Linked DNA regions of Homo sapiens: region 1 is linked to region 2. The links are chromatin contacts, found by Hi-C in ENCODE. All regions are on one chromosome and are shown on one strand. The core of a region is the stretch at or near the end of the contact, and the rest is flanking DNA. Distances in the headings are between cores, read along the strand shown.

The links. A loop is a pair of places that touch in the nucleus more often than their neighbours do. Pooled maps may share reads with other maps.
Region 1: a loop to region 2 is called in a map of CD8-positive, alpha-beta T cell, with 9 times the contacts of the local background. The contact joins the promoter of RSRC1 here to the promoter of TIPARP in region 2. A Hi-C loop is called at or near these places in 3 of 168 maps with a recorded cell type or tissue (CD8-positive, alpha-beta T cell and naive thymus-derived CD4-positive, alpha-beta T cell) and 11 of 50 pooled maps.

What each region holds. Positions count from the first base shown.
Region 1 is chr3:158,108,490-158,113,756 of GRCh38, reverse strand. It overlaps RSRC1 (arginine and serine rich coiled-coil 1), which reads right to left and starts at 3,668. Exons shown (of 10, transcript NM_001271838.2): 1 at 3,534-3,668. RefSeq lists enhancers at 3,095-3,144, 3,006-3,505, 3,355-3,704, 3,506-4,007.
Region 2 is chr3:156,672,862-156,678,341 of GRCh38, reverse strand. TIPARP (TCDD inducible poly(ADP-ribose) polymerase) reads right to left here and starts at 3,752. Exons shown (of 6, transcript NM_015508.5): 1 at 3,546-3,752; 2 at 1-685. The coding sequence starts at 644. It overlaps TIPARP-AS1 (TIPARP antisense RNA 1), which reads left to right and starts at 2,629. Exons shown (of 1, transcript NR_027954.1): 1 at 2,629-5,171. RefSeq lists silencers at 2,667-3,026, 3,397-3,466, 3,497-3,546 and an enhancer at 3,957-4,256.

The sequences.
Region 1 (5,267 bases), core at 2,419-4,918, 1.4 Mb before region 2:
ATCACTGATCATTAGAGAAATGCAAATCAAAACTACAATGAGATATCATCTCATGCCAGTCAGAATGCAATTATTAAGAAGTCAAGAAATGGCCTGGCACAGTGGCTCACACCTGTAATCCTAGTACTTTGGGAGGCTGAGGGGGGTGGATCACGAGGTCAGGAGATGGAGACCATCCTGGCCAGCATGGTGAAACCCTGTTTCTATTAAAAATACAAAAATTAGCTGGGCGTGGTGAAGCGTGCCTGTAATCCCAGCTACTCAGGAGGCTGAGGCAGGAGAGTTGCTTGAACCAGGGAGTCAGAGGTTGCAGTAAGCCGAGATCGCACCACTGCACTCCAGCCTGGTGACAGAGTGAGACTCCCGTCTCAAAAAAAAAAAAAAAGTCAAAAAACAACAGATGCTGGCAAGGCTGTGGAGAGACAGGAACACTTTTATTAATAAACTGTTGGTGAGAATGTAAATTAGTTCAACCATTGTGGAAGATGATGTCACAGGCATTGTCCAGAACGGGTGATACTTTGAGGAATCAGCAGTGTGGTGATTCCCCAAAGACCTAGAACCAGAAATACCATTTGACCCAGCAATCCCATTACTGGGTATATATCCAAAGGAATAGAAATCATTCTGTTATAAAGACACATGCACGTTTATGTTCACTGCAGCATTATTCACAATAGCAAAGACACAAAATCAAACTAAATGCCCATCAATGATAGACTGAATAAAGAAAATGTGGTACATATACATCACAGAATATTATGGAGCCACAAAAAAAGAATGAGATCATCATTTGCACGGACATGGATGGAGCTGGAAGCCATTATACTCATCAAACTAACGCAGGAAGAGAAAACCAAACACCGCATATTCTCACTCATAAGTGGGAGCTGAATATTGAGAACACATGGACCTGGGAGGGGAACAACACACAATGGGGCCTGAGGTGGGGGCATGGGGGAAGGGAGAGCATCAGGAAAAATAGATAACGCATGCTGGGCTTAATATTTAGGTGCAGTAAACCACCATGGCACATGTTTACTTATGTAATAAACCTCCACATCCTGCACATGTACCCCAGAACTTAAAATAAATCCTTCCTTAGAGAAACCAAGAAAAGTTTGAAAAACCAGTGTGACAAAACTATAAATATTTCAAGTGACACATTTACATTTCAGAAAAATTACACTGAAATATAATTAATCCCAATAAAAGAAAGCAAAAGGTCACCATATTTCTTTGTTATAGTTAACTTCAAACATTTATTCACAAAAGGGAGTGAATACTAACAGCAAATCACAAAGTAGATCCCAAAATTGTCTTCTCTATAAATGACAGGTACTGAAGTCCTACTCACCACCACAGACATAAACTTACCCCTGGATTTCCATAATATCATCAGCATGTAATTAAATATACTTGCCAATTCAAGACATGGTAATCAATTTATATTACATAGTCCTAGTAAGGAAGAATTCTTTATACTTAACTCCACCAGTAAGGTGCAATGAATGGAAAGACACATTGATAGTTCTTTCTGATAAGGGCAATGAATGATGAATGGAGCACAGGCTTTTAGAGTCCTACAAGCTGACAATTTTCAATCTATCTGTAGGTGAAAGAGACAACATGGGACAGAGCTCCTATAGCTCTTGGTTTCCTGTTCTCACTCTAGTTCTTCCTGGTTGTAGCCTCGTGGTTGCAAAACTCACCCAACAACTCCCACTACAGAACTGAAGCCATGGCATGTAATGACTACAGGAGGAGATCAATTTACAGAAATATCTTAATGTAAAGTTCACGTGCCTGATTGAAGAGGTAAAGCCAACATGTGGTCATTCAAGAAAAGAGAACTCAAAGGACTACACAAGTAGTTCCTTTGTCCAGTTATTGATAAGGGTACAAGAAGCAGTTATCTCTTTCAGAAAACAGGCAATCAGTTTGAAGAACAAAGATTTCCAAAGGACATGATAGCTTATAATTACTTCTCCACTACTCACTCAGTATATCAAACTATAATTTTCTTGATTCTGGACACATGGCCAGAAAAAGTGAAAACAATGGTTATTTCAATGGGAAATCCACCTCAAAGAAGAAAAGTAAAACTGGGGTGAAAACTAACATATTAAGAAATCCATAAACAAGTACACAACTCTTTATCTCAAAAGAGATAAAGAATTCTGTCAAAACACTTCTCCCATCACAATTAAAAACTTGCAAGCATCTCTCTTTTTAAAAAAGCATGATCAATCATAGGAATTTATCCCCAATGGTTTGAACATGAAAGCAGGAAATACAACTATAGATCTACTATAAACAACCCGCTTTCAGAACTTTTCCAATTCATAACACCCCTCTTTGTGAGACTGGTTGAGTTGGCAAGGCCAATTAACAGAAGGTGCCAGCTGTTTTTGTCGTTTCAGATTCTGACATTTTTAGCCCTCTTATTGAAAAACATAAAGTGTTATATCACTTAGCATGAAATCTTTGCCTGCAAAGAAAGTGAATATTTATAAACTCTAAGACTAGAGAGGCTCTTAAAGGATACCTAGTTTCCCCCAAGGTTGCAACTGTCACACCTGCTCCAAATCTTAAACCTGGGAACTCTGCTTACCTCCTTCACTTAGAACTTTTATAATACATCTAAGTTCAAAGATGACAACTCGAATGCTTTCTTGTGACAACATAAGACATTTGAATTTATTTATCTACTACCTAGTTAGCTGGAACACAATTGGGTTACTGCTAATTCTGAAAGTGTAAAAAAATATTTTTTTGTTTAGGTTTCCAGTGTGCATTTAAAGATACACAACCTCTGAGAGAGAAATTACGTCAAGGTTAACCTAAAATCAAGAGCAGGCAACATGCCTTACGGTGCATTGTAACATCTTGCAAAAGTAAACAGAGCCATATGCTCTTGGTCACATGCCACCAGTACAGAAGTCAAAGGAATATATAGTGTGTTTAAGGCGAGCATATTTATATTTCAAGAGAGGAACATCTATTTCACCCTGCACCACTTCTCTCAGCAAGCCAGTGTGAGCCAGAAAGGGTAGGGCGGAATCAGAAAGAGAGCTGGATCTAAGGCAGGGACAGTGGAGTGGATGGGATAGAGGGCACCAGAATCCAGCCTCCCTCTTGCTCCACCCTACCTAGAGCTAGTGAGGAAGCGCCAGGCTTATATTGCAAGATGAGCCAGGAAACCCAAAAGCAGCTATGAAGAACCAGGAACGTGGGGCGAGGGGAGGAGTCGGCGAACTCTCCGACATGTCCTCAAGACAGAAGGCCAAGCTTGAGGCCTGCGGCCACCCACCCACCCTACAGCCACCAGCCTTGACCCAAGGAGTCCGGAGCCTCCCAGGTGCGGGACGCATGCGCACGGTGACACTGCGCACGCCCCGAGGCCGCAGCCCACCCTCCACAGACACTGAGCCGCAAACTGCGCCAGGCCCCGCGTCGCCTCTCGCCGGATCAGGGCCTCGGAGCTCCGCAGCCACGGCTGCCGCTCCCCAGGCCCTGGTCGTGGGCATCACCTGGGTCCAGACCTTTGGGCTCACACCTCCCGTTGACGTGCAAGCGCCGCAGTCCCTGAGTCGTTTCTTTAGATCAGGGCGCCGCCGGCGTCCACCGAACTTGCTTCAGTTTAAGCTCAGCGCCTTCCTGGTTCTAGCGCCAGGCAGCTTCAGCCGAGATATCGAGTGCATCGATGGACGCTGCCAGGCGCTGGGAATGCCGAGGGAGTAGATTGTAACGCGGCCGATTTTTTGTTTGGCGTTTGTTTTGCGTGCCTGTTTATTTTGATTTTATTGTTACCAAAAGCAATAAAGGTGGGACTGGAGAGTGTTATTGTCTTAGTAGTCGTCGTTATCGTCATGGGTAATCAGTAAACAAATCTGCATCGTAGGAAGTTTTGTTTATGACACCTACCCGAAACAAAATTGGTTATCTCACGCTGGGGGAGGGGGAAACTCGCCCAACGATAATAAATCATGGGAGTGTGTCTGTATAGAGTCGTGTGTGATTAAATTGTAATGATTTATTTGCAAAAATGCATTAAAAGTCGGTGTTTCTTCTGCCCTGAAGGTGAAGGCACTCACAAGTTGAGTGCAAATTAGTTTCTCAGATTAAAGTAACTGGTTAGTAGAGGAATAGGAGAGAGCTGCCTGAGGCGAGGCGGGGAGCGGTTTCTTCTGAAAGAGAACTCAAATTTATAGGTGTGTGGAGTTTTTTTATTTAAACCAATAGAAATTAAAGAGACTCAGCATTTTCTGTAATTCATACTACATTACTTATTTTTCCTTACATGGAAATTTTTTCCTCATTTACTCTTAAGCAAAGCTAAAAAGATAAATAAATTGTTGGCCTGGGTTTTGGTCGACTATGAGAATCAACTCATTCACCACTGCTAGATAACCAAGCTACAGTTTTCCGCAGACATTTGAGATGGTGAAAAATCACCTCCACAATATATTTTTCGTAAATAATGTACCTTAACTAGCCAGTTTTGAGGCACCGTTTTAAAACTTAACTACTACAACACTACGTGTATATTTTAAATAATTCAAGAGCTGGGGAAACCCTTGGGGTCCTGAATTTTATTGGAACCTGTGCATCTGTCCACAGACTGTCAGCTGAGCTTTACCATAAATGCTTTTTTTTTTTTTTAAACAAAAACTGTATTTTGAAATGCCCTGTTTCTGGAAGATATTTGCTGTTTAATGAAACAACATCATTGGAACTTTGTGAGCATTTATTAATGTATGAATTTAAAACCTTGAAATATTTTTTAAAGTAACTTCCCTTAGGCCAGTGGAAATCTGTGGTCAGACACTAAAGATTTCTCATGGCTCCATCTGTTATCAACACTACTATTCCTAAATATGCAATGAGCCAAAAAGCTGAGATCATGGGAAAATTTATTGGTTTGAATTACACAATAGTTGTGTCTGTGACTTCCCTGATTACCTTCAAAGTGGTCATCTTTCCCTCAAGCTCAGTAGATGAAATATGACTTCAAACCTAAAAGTCATGTACTTAAAAAGGCAAACAAGTAGCTGGTGGGTCTCCTGATTCCTTAACCGACTTCTAACAGTGGTTATTTTTGAGTTATTTGTGAATATGTATTTAACACCTCAGTTTGAGAGCACCTTGAGCACCGTATCCTCTTAGCTCTCCCTATTACTGGCCCTTCTGCTAAATAATCTTAAAAACAGATTTTCATAAAGGACTAAAGTTGTATGATTATTTTCCTCTGATAATATCAGAAA
Region 2 (5,480 bases), core at 2,503-5,002:
CTTTTGTCCTGAAAGAGCTCAGTACTCAGCTTATCACTGGTGTCCAGAATGTATTGGATTGTAAAACTGTTTTCTTGGAAAATGCCTGGAACATAATCTATGACTTTGTCTAAGCAGTCAGGACTAGTAGGAACATCACTTGAAACTGGGTGCAAAAGATCAGTCTGGAAGTGAGCTGGTGTGGAATCTGCCACCGTCCCACTGAGGGTTTCTGATGGAAAGCTGTGATCTTGGATTGGAACCACTCGTTCTGGAGCTTCAGTGGAAGGATGGGCTTCCGGTATCTGGTCCCCAACATTTGTCCTATCAGGAATCAGAACAGACATATTATTTTCTGCTGGTGGGCATGATGAATTGATTTCCATGGCTTTCTTCATCATAGGTTCATGTAAGCTGTTCTCATCTGTACTCTGGTTCCTAGATCTAAAAACCCCATCAAGTGAGCCAGATTCTAGAAGAGTGTTTAATATTGGCCTCAAAGACCTCAGGGTTCCAGTTCCCAATCTTTTCTGATCCTTTTTCTTAAAACAAGTCTTCAATGGAGTGATCTTCTCAGAGAGTCTCATTTGGCATGAAAAGTCATCAGGAGGAGAGGGAGGCTGCACTACACAGTCTGGCTCAGGTTCGGTGGTTTCCATTTCCATAATGTGGATTAGCTCCAACTGCTCCTCAGAGTCTAAAAATCCTACGAGGAAAGGAAGGAAGATGATCATTTACAAACTGACAGCAACTGGATTTCATTCATTCATTAAAATGTTTTGTTTTTGTCCTGACTGATTCCCTGAAACCATTCCTCTTATACTATATTTAGTTTTTACAAGTCAATTTTAAATTTTATCGAGAAATTAAGGCTCCAAAGCACCCAAGGCTATTCAAAAGCACACAGCAGGTAAAAGTAGAAGAGTCTTTCAACAGGCCATTGGCATGCATTTGTGGACTGAATACATAAGAGTTTGCAATTCTGCTAGGTTAAGAATTTCTACTATAAGGTTAGAGTGGGGTGGGAAATGGGAGGTAGAAATAACTGTATCTAGATGATGACAGCAGGGAAACCACATTTCCACTCAGCTTTGCGGTTCTCTTTATAGTTGTTTATGTATCACCTATCTCATGAGTTGACAAAAAGTTTCTTTAAAAGTTCATCAAATGAAAGATAAACTTCAAACTTAAAACAGTGAGTCAATTTAAGGGTATAAGAACATACACAAGTAACAGGGGCTCTCAATTGAAATGTTCTATGGGAGAAAGCCAGGAGTCTGTTAAGCATTTCTATATTCAGAAAGCTCTAATATACTATCCAAGAATGTTAAGAGTCTACTTTTACAACCCCCAAAAACATTACCGCTTCTGATGGAATACAAGGGTGTGTTTAGTAACAGAAGCCCCATTAGCAACAACCACTGCACGATGTGTCAGAAGACAAGCACAACTTGGTAACACAGAAAAAGCCTCCTAGTTCTTGCCTTCAGAAAAGTTACATACATACATTTTTAAAGAGCAAATGAAGGCATACTATAGAAAAATAAAAAAAAAATATAAAACACACACCAAATTTCAGATTCCTAATCAACTACTGAAAGAGACGAAAAAGTCCTTTCTTCCAAGAATCAGACCCCTTGAAAAAAACTGAAATTTGAAAACATTTACTGAGATTGTGCCAGGTGAGAAAGGAATGGTGATGAGCAATTAATCCTCTTCTCTCTTGTCCAATAAACTGAAAGAGATCTGTGACGCAAGGTCCCATGACTTAATCAAATATGCATCCTAGGTGCCCAATAAAGTGCCTAGCTACCACAATGCACACAGCTGGTGTTCCATATATATTTTGTTGGCTGAATTAGTTAAGAAAAGCACATATTAAATGCTTAGTTCTTTGTTGTTTGTGGGTCAACAACAAAAGGTAAAACTGAGTGTCCCCAAAAGTGAATATTAAAAATTTAATTGGAGAGTCATAAATCTATGTGTAAGAAGTCCATCAAATTCAGAAAAGTAAAATACAAAGCAGTTTATAACGAAGTATTAAATTTACATGATAAGTACAAAAGGAAAAGGCAGAAAAAGGAGAGTTCACTGTAAGCTGGCATTGTTAGGGAAAGCTTCACGAAGAAGGAGGGATCTGACATGAGACATAAATCAACTGGAAAGGAGCCAAGCCAGGCGTTATTATTCATCATTTGGTGTTATTGCCTCAAGGCACAATTGGCACAGATTGTGGTATTCCCTCTCCACCATACCAAACCGGCCTGTGCTTTCCCCACGCGCACACTCTCTAACCACTCCTATCAAACCCAATCAAGGTAAAATAGACACTAAATCGATTTTATTTATATGTGTGTCTGCGCGTACACACGCAAGCGCGCGCGCGCAACTTTTCCTATTATTGCCCTTTCATCAAACTCGGAAACAAAACTGGGAGGAAGAAGCAGAGAACTGGAGAAGTGGCTGGAGGGGGAAAGCCACTAGAACCTAGCTCCTCAATTAGTTTTCATAACAGAAAAATAAAGATGAGAAGAACACATCCTCCGGTCTCCAGCGGCAGGCGACACACCGCGACACCCCTCACCTCGTGACGCTGGGGTTCTGCGGCACTCCCGGCCAAAAGCACTTTCCGAAAAAACTGCCGCTCCAAAGCCTGCCCGCCCGCCGCCGCGCGACACCCCGGCGCCGAGCCCGGGTCCGAGTGACGCCTCCTGTTGGCCGCGGCGGTTTGCTCAGCTCCTGGTCCCGGGCCGCGCCAACTCCGCGCAGTGCAGCTGAGGCGCCGCCCGGCTCTGCAATTCCGGGTGTTCCCGGGCGTCCCCGCCCCCGCCTTCCCCTCAGCAGGCGCCTGGGCGCCCCCCAACTCCTGTCCAGCCTCCTTCGGACCAACGACCCGCCCCGGCCTCCCTGCATCCCAGAGACTACTCGCGGCGCCTTCTCTCTCTAATTCTTCTTTACCCCCTCAGCTCACCTCCCGAGGAGCGTCCAACGGGTCTTGGGGGCTCGCAGAACTGAGCCGCGAAGCGCGGGGGAAAGGCGGCGAGCGCTTCCCGCGGCGGCGGGGAGGAAGACGAAGACTTGTGCGCTCTCAAAGTTAATGTGAAAACATCTTCCAAACTTCTGGGCTGCAGCCCGAAACGCGGGGTAGCCGGAAGGCTCCCGTAGCTGCCGTGCCCTCCCCCCCGGGGTCTGGGAAGGGCTCCTAGGCGCCTCAGAGCACCCGGGGTCGGCCCGCGGGGGAGGCCGCATAGACGCGCCCCCACCCTGACGAACGGGGAAGGGGCAGGCGCCTGCGACCCCAACTAAATCCTTCGGCGCCTCGGTCTGATGTATACACCTGCCACAGGCTCTAAGTGCCTAAGAAGTGTAAACCAATTCCATCTTCATGCTGACGGGACCCGAGTGAATTCGGTACAAAGGGCAGTCTCAAAATCAATCACCCCGATCCGCGAGAGCCCCGCACACTGCCGGCGCGGGGCCGGGGCCGGGGCCGGAGCCGCGAGGCCGGCGCTCGCACTCCCCGCTAGGGTTCTTCAGCCCCTCAGTGCCCTCCCGGAGCCCTTTACCTGAACGGGAGCCTGAGAGAACGGACGACAGGAGCCGAGTGGAAAGCAGTGCCCGCGCCGGAGATCAGCGCCGAGGGCGGGAGCCGACGTCTAGGGACCACAGAGCCGCGACGCGGCGAGCCGCGCACGGGCCATTCCGCCGCCGCGAACGCAGAAAGCCTCGACCGCGCTCCGAGTCCAGCCAGCTCGCCTGTCACCTCGATCTCTGCTTTAAGTGGCTTCCGGTCGCCTCCTCCCGACGGCCCGTCGCGGAGGCGGAGCCTGGGCGGCCGGAGTTCGGTGGGGTGGGGTGAGGAGGCCGGGCGCTCAGTGGGTGTCGGGAAGAAGACCCGCCCCCTGCGCGCGCGTGCGCGTTCGTTCGAGGGGAGGCGCGCGAGTTCTGTGCGGTGGACTTATGCTCCCGCGAGGGGGCGTGTCCTTTCTCGCGTCCGCAGTGTCCCTGAGGGTCCGCGTCTACACGCGGCTGTGAGGAAGGAAGGCGCGTGCCGCGTGGGACGGGCTCCACCTGCCTGCGGACAGATGGAGGGTCACTTTGTTCCGAGAAGACCCAGACACCCGAGGGAGGATGTGAAACGGAACGACCCGTTTCGGTGCGGTTGGCTTTGTTTATTTGCCTACTCCCCAGACGCCTCCAGCCTCTGATTCCGGCACACCCTGTGAGGAAGCAAACGGCTGCCTCCCCCACTGCCACCAGACGAGGTCGCCTGCCCCGAGCCGGACAGGCTGGACAGGCTGCGCACCTGCGGCGGCCGACTATTTCGTGGGCCTTGTACGCCACCTTGCAGAAGGGAAGCTGTGAGGTTTTGGCGATAGAAGCGCATTTACTTGTGTTTTAAAGCCCACAAACGCCGTAGTGACTAACTTATTCATTCAGCAAATGTCTGTCAGAGCGTCTATTACGTACCAGGCATGTAGCCTGAACTTCACGCCTGTCCTCATGGAGCTTGCAGAGCACCTCTGAAATACACACCACATACGGAATGGCCATATTTTCTGGGTTGTAAAATACTTTGAATTGTAACTCCATATATTGAATAGATTTTCAGTAGTGAGGGAAGAAACAATACATTTAGTTCATATAATCCATATGTACGAAAAAGAAGTGCTGGTAATTCCAGACATGGAAGTCAGTAAAACTAGGAGCTAAGAGGTAATAATCATAGACATTATGATTCTAAGCCTTTGTTAAACGGTTCTAAACCAGACTGGGTAAGCGCACCAGCAATGAATAGATTAAGGGTGTTATCTCCTTAGCAGCTTATTTCAAATTGCATCAAGGCAGGGCCATTAAACTAAGGTGAGAATGATATGGGCGGAATTCAGAGGACAATAGGTAAAAGATGAAAATCTTTACATTTAAAATCTTATTGAGACAAGATCTTGGTCAGTGTCTACTCATACATAGAATTGCCTAGAAGCTAATATTTGAGTTTACCATATTACTGTTGGCTTTCTATTTTTCTCATTTGTTCTGTTTCTTTTCTGTCCTTTTGTGCCTTCTTGTAGATTATTAATTCCACTCCCTTGTAACAATTAGGTTGTTATACATTCTTTATGCTTTTAGTAGTATTTCAGTTATTTATTGCTGTGTTCAAACCACCCCCAAAATATAATGACTTAAAACAATGGCTCTTTTATTTACTCATGATTCTGAATTCTCTGGCACAGGAATTCAGTCAGGGCATAGTACAGGTGGCTCATTTCTGCTCCATGATGTCTGGGGCTTCAATTAGCGTGGGCATACTGGGGCCTGGCTGGAATGGCTTAACTAGGGTCATAAGTCTTGGGACTTAAGGATGGAGATGGAGTTTCATGACAAAAATGAAGTGAACATGATGTGGAAAATATGGACATGGAAGCCACGAGCTAAGGATGCTGGAACAGAAAGAAGGCTGTTAGCTACATACCTTGGTTTTTCTCTACATGGCTTCTCCA